2 separate regions of the Homo sapiens genome follow, and region 2 is linked to region 1. The links are chromatin loops, found by intact Hi-C in ENCODE. Cell type or tissue: PC-9. All regions are shown on one strand. Each heading gives the region's core, and the rest is flanking DNA. Links, peaks and the distances in the headings are about the cores only. Region 1 overlaps EPS15-AS1 (EPS15 antisense RNA 1). Region 2 overlaps OSBPL9 (oxysterol binding protein like 9).

What was found. A loop is a pair of places that touch in the nucleus more often than their neighbours do. Peaks named below come from ENCODE experiments on the same cell type or tissue, not always from the same donor. Only the 100,000 strongest peaks of a DNase experiment are listed, where the experiment ranks them.
Region 2: a loop joins it to region 1, with 6 times the contacts of the local background. A loop is called at or near these places in 5 of 110 quality-filtered maps.

What each region holds. Positions count from the first base shown.
Region 1 is chr1:51,555,529-51,560,906 of GRCh38, forward strand. EPS15-AS1 (EPS15 antisense RNA 1) reads left to right here. Exons shown (of 5, transcript NR_183651.1): 2 at 5,354-5,378. It also overlaps a transcript of OSBPL9 not described here. Among named protein-coding and RNA genes, the nearest start is that of EPS15, 39 kb to the left of the region's middle. In PC-9, for the core only: no CTCF peak of the experiment used is centred there; a DNase peak (open chromatin) is centred at 3,053; H3K4me3 peaks cover 1,343 bases; H3K27ac peaks cover 4,571 bases.
Region 2 is chr1:51,726,827-51,732,204 of GRCh38, forward strand. The region is part of intron 4 of OSBPL9 (oxysterol binding protein like 9); the gene reads left to right. Among named protein-coding and RNA genes, the nearest start is that of MIR761, 110 kb to the right of the region's middle. RefSeq lists silencers at 2,610-3,029, 3,240-3,289, 4,495-4,544 and an enhancer at 2,754-3,274. In PC-9, for the core only: no CTCF peak of the experiment used is centred there; DNase peaks (open chromatin) are centred at 2,355 and 2,865; H3K4me3 peaks cover 2,845 bases; H3K27ac peaks cover 1,846 bases.

The DNA.
Region 1 (5,378 bases), core at 299-5,298:
TCAACAAGAAATGCAAGCAGAATTTAAGATTCTTTTTTTATTTTATTTTTATTTTTTGAGAGGGAGTCTTGCTCTGTCGCCCAGGCTGGAGGGCAGTGGCATGATCTTGGCTCACTGCAACCTCCACCTCCTTGGTTCAAGTGATTCTCCTGCCTCAGCCTCCTGAGTATCTGAGATTACAGGCATGTGCCACCATGCCCGGCTAATTTTTTTTTGTATTTTAGTAGAGACAGGGTTTCACCATGTTGGTCAGGCTGGTTTTGAACTCCTGACCTCAAATGATCCACCCGCCTTGGCCTCCCAAAGTGCTGGGATTACAGGTGTAAGCCACTGCGCCCAGCCAGATTCTATACGATGCAGATCATGTACTATAGTTCTCTATTTTTTTAAAATAACATTTTTAATATTTACAATGGAAGGAAAAGATTAATGAAATCCATCATATGTAATATTTTCCATGTTTGTTTATTGAATGAGAAAGGAACAGAATACAAAGAACACAAGTCATGGAGTCAGACCAGCTCAACCACATACTAGCTGTGTGATCTCGGGCAAGTTTGCTCAATCCCTGTAAGCCTAGTCCCTATAAGTAAAGTAGGGAAAATAATAACTCCCTGACAGTAATTTCATGAGACTTAGCGATAATATAGGTAAAGCACACTGTCTAGCAGTTAATTGTCACCCAATAGACACTAGTGGCTATTATCATAACTTTTCAGTACCTGAGTATGTTTCAAAAAGGGCAAAATGATGGTCATTTTATAATTTTTTACTTTTGCAGTAAGTTAAATAAATCATGAAGTCAATTTCATGGGAGTATTTGTATAACCAACTGGAAAGTCTGTAGCATGAGTAATCCCATGTCCCTCCCTAGGCTTTGAAAAAACCCCTGCCTTGAACTCATGGAGTTAGAGAGCAGAATGATAATTACCAGAGACTGGGAAGGGTGAGAGTGGAGCTGGGGGTAGGGTGCTATGAGTAGTGGAGATGGTTAATGGGTACAAAAACATAATTAGGTAATTTCAGAACTTTGGGAGGCCGAGGTCAGGACTTTGAGACCAGCCTGGCCAACATGGTGAAACCCTGTCTCTGCTAAAAATACAAAAAATTAGCTGGGCATGGTGGCGGATGCCTGTAATCCCAGCTACTTGGGAGGCTGAGGCAGGAGAAATGCTTGAACCTGGGAGGCGGAGGTTGCAGTGAGCAGAGATCTTACCACTGCACTCCAGCCTGGATGACAGAGTGAGACTCTGTCTCAAAGAAACAAAAAAAAAGTATATATATACACATATATATGTGTATATATATACATATATATGTATATATATATCTCAAACTAAGTAGAATGAATAAGATCTAGTATTTGATAGCACAAAAGATGGCTATAGACAACAGTAATTTATTATACATTTAAAAACAACTAAAAGATGTAATGGGACTGTTTGTAACACAAAGACAGGGTAAATGCTTGAGGTGATGGATACCCCATTTACCCTGATGTGATTATTACAAGTTGCATGCCTGTATCAAAATATCTCATGTACCCCATAAGTATATATACCTACTGTGTACCCACAAAAACTAAAAATTGAAAACAAAAACAAAAAACCCTGCCTTACTGTTTCATGGCCAAAAAAGTTTTCTTGTTTTTAATAAGAAAGGCTTTTATTTGGCTTACATTACCCAACCAACCTTGCCTCCAAGAGAAAGACAAGTGATAAAATAGCCACTTTGAATAGAGATAACTATTTTGCTAGGAGCCAATTTTTAACAATTGGTTTTTAAAATTCCTTCTGCATCTTTAAGATATTTTCTTACCTTTGGGATTTTTTTGAGTTGTCAGCAGTCTTGTTAGGAGAACTGCCTATTTGTTGGCTTTTCCATTTTCCCTACTTTCATGAGAACTACTCCTAATCTCTCTGGTCTTTTTAGTGCCCCTTTGCCCCCATTGCCCTTACATTAAACTCATGGGCTATGAGAGTGCCAGTTCTGCATCCTAACTGGTAATCATGGTCTACTTGTATCTTCTCTGTAAAAGAACTGTGAACTGTGTTCGACTAAAGCCTAAGGCCCTAAGGAATTCATTGAAAGTTACCTGTGCTATCCCACTTGAGTAATAACATGTAAAGAGTATAGGTTTGGGCACTTGTTAGAGATGGGCCCTGACAAATCAAGTCTCCTCGCTGAGTCCTCAGTGTTCTCATCAGTAAAATGGCAACGGTAAGTCCTACCCTCTTGGCCTCACAGGGATATGGCACAGACCATATGATGTAAGGGATATCAATGTGCTTTGTATTATTGAAACCACCTTTGCAAAAATTATGACAGTGAGAAAAATCTGACATAGGAAAATTGTGACAGTGAAAGAAATCTGACCTAACCAACTCTATCTTGCTTCTAACCTCCAAGCTGCCCTTGTTCATTCCTGGCCATAGGCCAAACTAACTATAGGAGAAATTTAGTTTATAATCTAATTTAAAAAAAAATCATGCCTGTAATCCTAGCACTTTGGGAGGCCAAGGCGGGCAGATCACGAGGTCAGGAGATCAAGACCATCCTGGCTAACACGGTGAAACCCCCTCTCTACTAAAAATACAAAAAATTAGCCAGGCGTAGTGGCGGGCGCCTGTAGTCCCAACTACTTGGGAGGCTGAGGCAGGAGAATGGTGTGAACCCGGGAGGCGGAGCTTGCAGTGAGCCAAGATTGTGCCACTGCACTCCAGCCTGGGTGACAGAGCCAGACTCCGTCTCAAAAAGAAAAAAAAAAGATAATAACAGCCCCTTCCCAAAACAAACCCCCTCCTTCCTTGCTTGGGGACCAGACTGCCTTTGTAAACTAACAAAATAGAAATTATGACTCAGGAGTCATGCAGCCAGAGGCCACCTCCCCAATTCTCCTATAGATAACATCACTATTGTAAAACCTAAGATTGGTATTTGAGGTATTTTTCCGACTCTGCATTCTGATGCAGAGTGCAGCTGGCACTACCCAAATTGATAAACTGGCTCATCTGGTCTTGTGACCCCCACCCAGGAACTGACTCAGCTCAAGAGGACAGCTTTGACTCTCTGATTTCACCCTCCACCCAACCAATTGGCATTCCCCATTCCCTAGCACCCCGCCTGCCAAGCTATCCTTAAAAAAATCCTAGCCTCCAAATTTTCGGAGAGGCTAATATGAGTAATAATAAATTCCTATCCTTCCGCTTAGTGAGCTCTGCATTTATTAAACTCTCTGTTGTGAAAACTTGCTGTTCTCAGTGCCCCGGCTTTTCTGGGCAGTGGGTCAGATGAACCCATTGGGTGATGACATTATGACTAGGTTATACTCATTGTGGCTAGACTATACTCATTCCTTCAAAGATCATAAGGAGTCCCAATGGTAAGAGGAAAATTTTCTTTGTTCTCTACCATCTCCTCCCAGCCTCTGTGCTGATTTAAAAAACAAAACAAACAACAACAACTAAAAACAATGCAGTCACTTCCACCAAAGAAAAAAAGGTAAAGGGGTTGTGTTTGGAGGTGTCAGAACAGGGAACAGGAGGGGTCAGGGATTAGGCAGGAAAGTTGACCATCTTACTAGGCTGGGACCAAGGAGGGATGGGGAGGGGATCTGGGCTGCCAGAGCATCTGAAGGCTGGAAATTGGGGCAGGGGAAGGTGAGGGAATTCCCACCCATCTCCATACTGAGAGTCACTTGGATTTCCAATAAAGGGCAGGGACCCCATGGTAACCTGGATGTTCTGGGCTGGCTGAGTGTGGGGGTGGGGGTTGCGGGGGATGGTGGAGTAGGACCTGTGAGTGTCAGACCCGATTAGAAGTTAGAAGAAAACATGCTCGCAAGGGTAATGTCAGCATTGTGCAGAATTCTCTCTCTCTCTGTCTCTTTAAAATACAGACACACACATACATACACACACACACACACACACACACACACTCCTCACAAAATTAAGAGACAATGCTGGAGTTTTAGAAATGTAGTCTCTTGGGCTTCACTGCAGACCTACTGGATCAGTATCTGTATTTTAATAAGACCCCCCATTTTATTCATATGCATGTTAAAGTTTGAGAAGCACTCCTCTGGCATGGTTTAAATTCTTCAAATACTAAGGTTTGCCTGCTTACAGAGGTTGATAGAACCCAGAGCAATTAGTGTCAAATACTTTTAATTTTGTATATGAACAAAGATACAGTTTAAAATGTGTACCTTAATGTTTTCAGTGGGGGGATAAGCATTTTAATGAAATAATCAGATTAGGCATATTAATATGGTCACATATGTTTACAAGATGTAGAAAGTTCTCCTTATGTATTAAAAAGAGACAACTGTAAAAAAAAAATAACAATGCAAAGTGTATCCACATTCTTCAAATTAGATAGGAAGAAAAGAAAAGAAAGATACAATGTGTCCCTTCCTCCCTTCCTTCCTTTTCTTCTGAACCCTTCCCCACTCCCCAACACATGCTCCTGGTTATTTACATACATGACCTCCTTGTACTCCTATGTTGGTCTTCTTAAGCCAGAGAAGCAAGAAAGTATAAATAAATAAAGTAGAAAATAAATAAACAAACTAAGAAAGCTTCAAATAGAGGGCGTCTGTCCCAGAAACCTTCGGTGGCTCTGAACTGTAGAAATCACTGATCAGAGACACTGAGACACGTGGCCATGGGACTTTGCAGGATATACCCAAGGACAGGTGGCTGTGGCTTCCAGAGGCTCTGTTGTACAGTGGGTGTAATCAATACAGCAAAGGCTTTAGAGGCTGACAGACCTATGTTTGAATCGTGTCTCTACCATGCGTTAGCTGTGTGCTCTTGGACATGTCGCTTGGTGTTTCTGAGTCTCAATTCTCTCAAACATAAAATGAGGAAATAATAAGGGATAATAGTACTTACCTTATAGAGTTGTGAGAATTTGGGGAGGTAATGTAGGTAAAGCACTCACCCCAGGCCAGTGTTTAACAAAAGTGAGTTCCCTTCCTCTCCAGGGGAATTCTTCATCCAGGACTTTGTAGATTATAGTTTCTAACAGACTCCTGGGAGGAATCATGGCCAAGGCCTTTACTCTGGGGCCTTGAGCCACTCTCTTTTCTCCTGATTTGGGGAGGAGTCCTCCCCATCTTTCTTAATAAGTCTCAGAGAAGAAAGAGATGGAGAGGACAACAACTTTTTAAAGGCTGGCGTATTGGTCCCCTCCTTTTTACCTTCCAATTAAAGGAAAGAAGACTGGCAGAGAGAGGGAAGCTGGGTCAGGACTTATCATCATGGCTGGGGCAATCACCCCTAACATCTGTCCGGGAATTTTAATGTTTCAGAGTTTTACCACATCTCTGATTTCCCTTTATCCCTAGAAGCACCTCCAAGGATCACGTAGGA
Region 2 (5,378 bases), core at 162-5,161, 170 kb after region 1:
AGCATGAGTTGCCAAATTTGGTTATAGCTTCTTGGTACAAGATGGGTAAATTTGCTTTGTGTTGTGTAATTACTTTTTATTTTAAATGCTACCTCTTTTATGAACACTAACTTTACACTAAGATTAGGAAAATGAGAATTGCATGTCTGCAACAAATAGCTATCTGTAGTATTAAATTGTGAAAATGTAGACTTTGGATTGGAGCTGGCATCTCTTAATATGTAATTGTAACATAGAGTAAATAAGTATTTTGTCCCTTGTAGGGTCAAACAGTACAGTGCATGGGCAGAATTAGAGATGTAGGCTTTTTTTTTTTTTTTTTTTTTTACTGGCTTAGAGAACCGTTTGATCAGCTAATATGGAATTAAGTCCCTAGGGCTGCCCAGGCACAACATTAACTGCTATTAAAGGAAAATTTAAAAGAGTATTAGTGAAGGTTAAATACTGACCATGGACATCTGGCAAAATTGATGTTTTTTTTCCCCTCCACCATTGTTTATAGTTTATTGTTATTTATCAGAGAATTAATGTTTATTTTCAGAATCTATTACCATAAGAAATCTGTTTGAGGACTTCGTATGTGCCAGGAATTCTACTAAATAATGATATAATGCTGAACAGAATTAGATAGGATCCTCACTTCGTTAAGCTTACAGTCTAGTGGTATAGATCAACATTAATCAAAGAATAACACAAATAGAAAGCAGAGCAGTGGTTCATGGGATTGACTGTAGAGAAGCATGAGGGAAGTTCCCAGGTGATGGAAAATACTTTATTTCTTAATCGTGGTGGTTACATGTGTGCATATGTTTATGAAAATATATTGTACATTTAAAGTGGATACATTTTATCACATGTAAATTATGACTCTATAAAGTTAATTAAAAAGAATAACTCAGGTAAGGTGGTGTGTGCGCCTGTAGTCCCAGCTATTTCTGAGGCAGGAAGATCACTTGAGCCCAGGAGTTTGAGTTCAGCATGGGCAACATGAGACCTGTGAGACTTTGTCTCTAAAAAAATTTAAATAAATAACTAAGATAAATGTAAAATTACAGCTGTAGTAAGTTCTACAAAGGAGAGTTACATGGGCTATGACGATGTAAGATAGCAAGAACTGACATTGGCAGGGAGGAAATGATGATGAGTAGAAGTAAATAAGTGAAGTGTGGGGATTGATGTCAAGGGGACAGTATAAAAGAAATAACAGCATGCGCCAAGGCCCTAAAATTGGAAAGTCCTTGGCAAATTAAAGGAGTTTGAAAAAGGCCATTGTGTGCAAAGCAGAAAATAGGTACTACAAGGTAAAAGATGGAGCTAAGCGGTAGGTAAGGCTAAACCTTGTCAGCCATTGTTAAATATTGAATTGTATCCTAAGCACAACTCAGTGGAAAGCAGTTAAAGTTCTTTAATTGGGGGAGGCAATGAAGGGGTAATAAAATTGGTTATAGAAATACTGCTCTGGCTCTAGTGTTGAGAATGAATTGGAGTAGCCAGAGTAGATTCAAGAAGACTTTAGTAAGATTATTCCAACAGGCCAGGACCTGTTATAGGGTGGTGGCAATGGAGAGAGATGGACAGAATGGAGAGTGTATTTAGGAGGTAAAAATGACAGAACTTGGTGATGCACTGAATGTGAAATGGGGAAGGTGTCTAGGAGGACTACTAGGTTTATGGTTTGCGTATTAGGGTGGATGATAGCAGTTTCATTTACTGAGACAGGGAGCCCTGGCAGAGTACCCAGCTTTTAGAGTGGGTAGGGGGAAGGGGAGAGTGCATCTGGTGTTGGGCATTTTGAAGTGATTTACATACAACAAACTGAAGGTATCTTTAACACTGAGTCCAGCAGGTTAGCATATTTATTCAGCAAGCATTGCACCTTTTTTTGTTGTTTTTGGGGTCTTCAACTCCTGGCCTCGAATCCTCCCTCCTTCCCCCGCCTCTCCCAGCCTCCGCCTCCCAAAGTGCTGGGATTTCAGGAGTGAGCCACCGCGCCTGGCCAGCATCGCGCTGTTTGTGCAGTGTGCCCTGTGCTAGGTCTTGCAGTGGGTACCAGTAGAGACATAAAAGTACAAAAGATAATTGGACGTTTAGTAGAGTCCTGAAAGGGGGCGGGATAGGAAGATACCTAACCATAAGAAAAACCAGCAAGAGCGGAAAAGGAGCTAGTCCTCCAGATCAATAAGTTAATCACTTATGTTTGTGATTCCCTGCATTTTGGGTGATTCTCTGTCGAGGTCCTCTTAAGTCCAGACTTTTGATATAATCTGCAGTTTGCGCCATTTGGATTCCTGAAGCATCTTTACAAGCCACCTACATTCCTTATGGAGCTGTGGCACAACAGCAAGCCCACGATGTCTCACCGGATTAATAAAAATATAGGCGCTCACGCTTTTGTTTACCGATATAGTATCTCCTCCTCCCCTCACTCCATCAACCCCCACGCGACACAACTTTCCGGAAGTAAGCAAAATCCGTTATCAAGGTGAAACTCCGGGGACCAGGCTCCACAGCTGCCATAAACTGGATGGCACGTTAGAAGCCGGTGGGTGTAGGTGAGGCACGCTGGCGCCCGCGGGCCCTTCTCCAGCCGCTACCCAGTGGGAATCCGCGGGGCTGAAGCCCCGAAACCAGGCTGAGCGTCCCAGAGCGCAACCTCCCTTTCCCCCAGCAGCGCCGGCGCCGCAGAAGCCGCGTGTCCCCAGGCGCACTCCCCCAAGGTGAACCCCCGCCCCCCACGGAGGCGGCTGGGTCGCGGGTCTGGGCGGGGCGCTCCGGACGCCCTCCCGCCGCTGCGCACCCCTCCCGCGAGCTGCCAGCTCCCTCGGCCTCTCCACCCAAAACTGGCCCAACCGCCAATCGTCTGCCTCTCACCTCCTACAGCAGGTGACCCATGGCCAATCGCCAGGGGTCTCTTTGCCAGGAGCCGCCAGGGCCAGCCAATCGGGGCGACCCCTCCGCCGGGGAGGGGACGGGAAAGGGGTGGGGGGTGAAGGGGGTGAAGGGGGTGTCCCGGGGGACGGGCTGAACCTCAGTCAGGACCGCCTGCACCGCAGTCCGGGGATCGGGTCGAGGGGAGAAGAAAAAGGGGTGCTCGGGAGCAGCCCCCGGCTACCTCCCCTGGAGGCACAGAGGGCGGGGGCCTTGGCGAATGGCTTTCTTGCTGGCCACTTGCGGAGTGAGTAGACCCCGAGGGTCTGGGAGAGGGGCCGGCCCCTACCCCTGAGTCCCCGGGGTCCCGGCCGCCAGGCCGGAGCGCGAATGTCGTGCTCACCCTGCCTCCTTCCCGCCGCCCCCTGGGGTGAGTAGGACGACGTGGCTGCCCGGGCCCCTCTTCCTTGGGAGTTCTCAGTTCCTCAGCCTAGATGGGGTGGAGGCTGAGGTCAGGGCCTCCAGTTCCACCGAGAGGGCATTCGCCCCCAAATGAGACTTTGGAGGAGGTCTCTTTTTTTCTATTCATTTTTGTGGAACTCTGTTTTCCTTTTGAAAGCTGTCTCAGAATATGATTTTAAGCAGAAAAGTTAAGCTTTCTCTTATGTGAAAGCTTAATTTTGACCAGTTGCCCATTAATAGAATCTCCAGTTGCAGGCCAAGTGTTTTTTGGTGGTGGTTTATTTTTGGCACGGTGTTCGTGCCTGGCCCTGTATTTTTTGTGTATAAAGTAATTACGGATGCTATTGTTTTTGAGTATGTGTGTCGGGAAGGAGGTGATTTTACGCTTTTTGGGTAGCTTGTGCAAAAATACTGAAAACTTTGGTATAGTTTTATGGGGTTCTTAGCCCAGCCGAGTTATGGAAAGTTGAGTATAATTAATGGACTAGGAAGCATATTTGAGTAATGCACTTTTTGCTGACATTCATACTGTATTATAAGTATTTGTTATGAAAGGTTGAGAGATGTATTGAACAAGAAAACCAGTTTTGCTAATTTGAAGTAATACTTTGTTTTGCTTTTTGATTAAACTGTTTACTTTTAGCTGTATTAAGGAAGTTAAAATCAAGTAATTCCTAGTTTCTCAGTGGAGAAGCTGGAAGCATCTTAGAATAGTAGTTGTAGTTTTAAAAGTTTTTACAGTGAACTTTGAAACTGGAAATTCTCACGTAGTTAATTATGAATAATCTCTCTTGAACACTGCCTGTATTGAACTAAGTAGTTGATGAAACCCTTTAATGAATACTGTTAGCACCTGTCATTTATTTATACTTTAAATATATTGCTTTACTCCCCCCCACCTTTTTTTTTTTGTGCAGCCCGACAAGAGACAACCTAAATAAAAATACCGTATTACCTTTTCTAGTTCAGGGAAGGTGTATGATTAAAAGTCAGATTTGGGCCAGTCGTGGTGGCTCAGACTGCAATCCCAACACTTTGGGAGGCTGAGGCGGGAGAATTGTTTGAGTCCAGGAGCTGGAGACCAGCCTGGGCAACAAAGCCAGAACCTTCCCCCCGCCCCTGCCCCAATAAAAATTTAAAAATGAGCTGAGCGTGGTGGTGATGTGCACCTGTGTTCCCACCTGCTTGGGAAGCTGAGGCGGAAGGATCCCTTGAGCCCAGAAGTTTGAGGTTGCGGTGAGCTATGATTGCACCGCTGCACTCTAGCCTGGATGACAGAGAGCAAGACTCTGTCTCAAAGCAAAACAAAACAAAACAAAAAGGCGGGCGCAGTAGCTCACGCCTGTAATTACAGTGCTGCCTATAATCCCAGCACTTTGGGAGGCCGAGGCGGCCGGATCTCTTGAGGTCAGGGGTTCGAGACCAGACTGGCCAACATGGTGAAACCCCGTCTCTACTAAAAACACAAAAATTAGCCGGGCGTGGTGGCGGGCGCCTGTAGTCCCAGCTACTCGGGAGGCTGAGGCAGGAGAATCGCATAAACCCTGGAGGGGGAGCTTACAGTGAGCCGAGATCGTGCCACTGCACTCCAGCCTGGCGACAGAGCAAGAGTCTGTCTCAAAAAAAAAAAAAAAAAACTCTTAAAGAAAAAAACAGATTTGTAGTCTGATTTGAGAGCTTAAGTGAGAAACAAGAAAGACAACAGACAAGTTTCATCTGTTTACAAAGTGCCCTGAGTTTGGCTTTGACAGAGATGACGATGAATTTGGAAGTGCCCTTCAGTAAATACGAGGATGCAAAGGCTGTCTACTGGTCACGTTCATTTTGGTATTTCTAAAGTTCTATGATATTTTTAATGTGAAATTTTTCAAATGTTTTTTAATGTGAAAAGATTATTATATTTTGTACGCTCAGCCATCCCCACTTCAATCTCTGTTGATATTAAGATTAGTAGGGAATTTAACTGTAAGTTTGGTTCAGCCAGGAAAGAGCATTATTTTGTTAGCACCATGTTCTGCTGGTTGGAAAGTCAGGCACTCACATGGTTT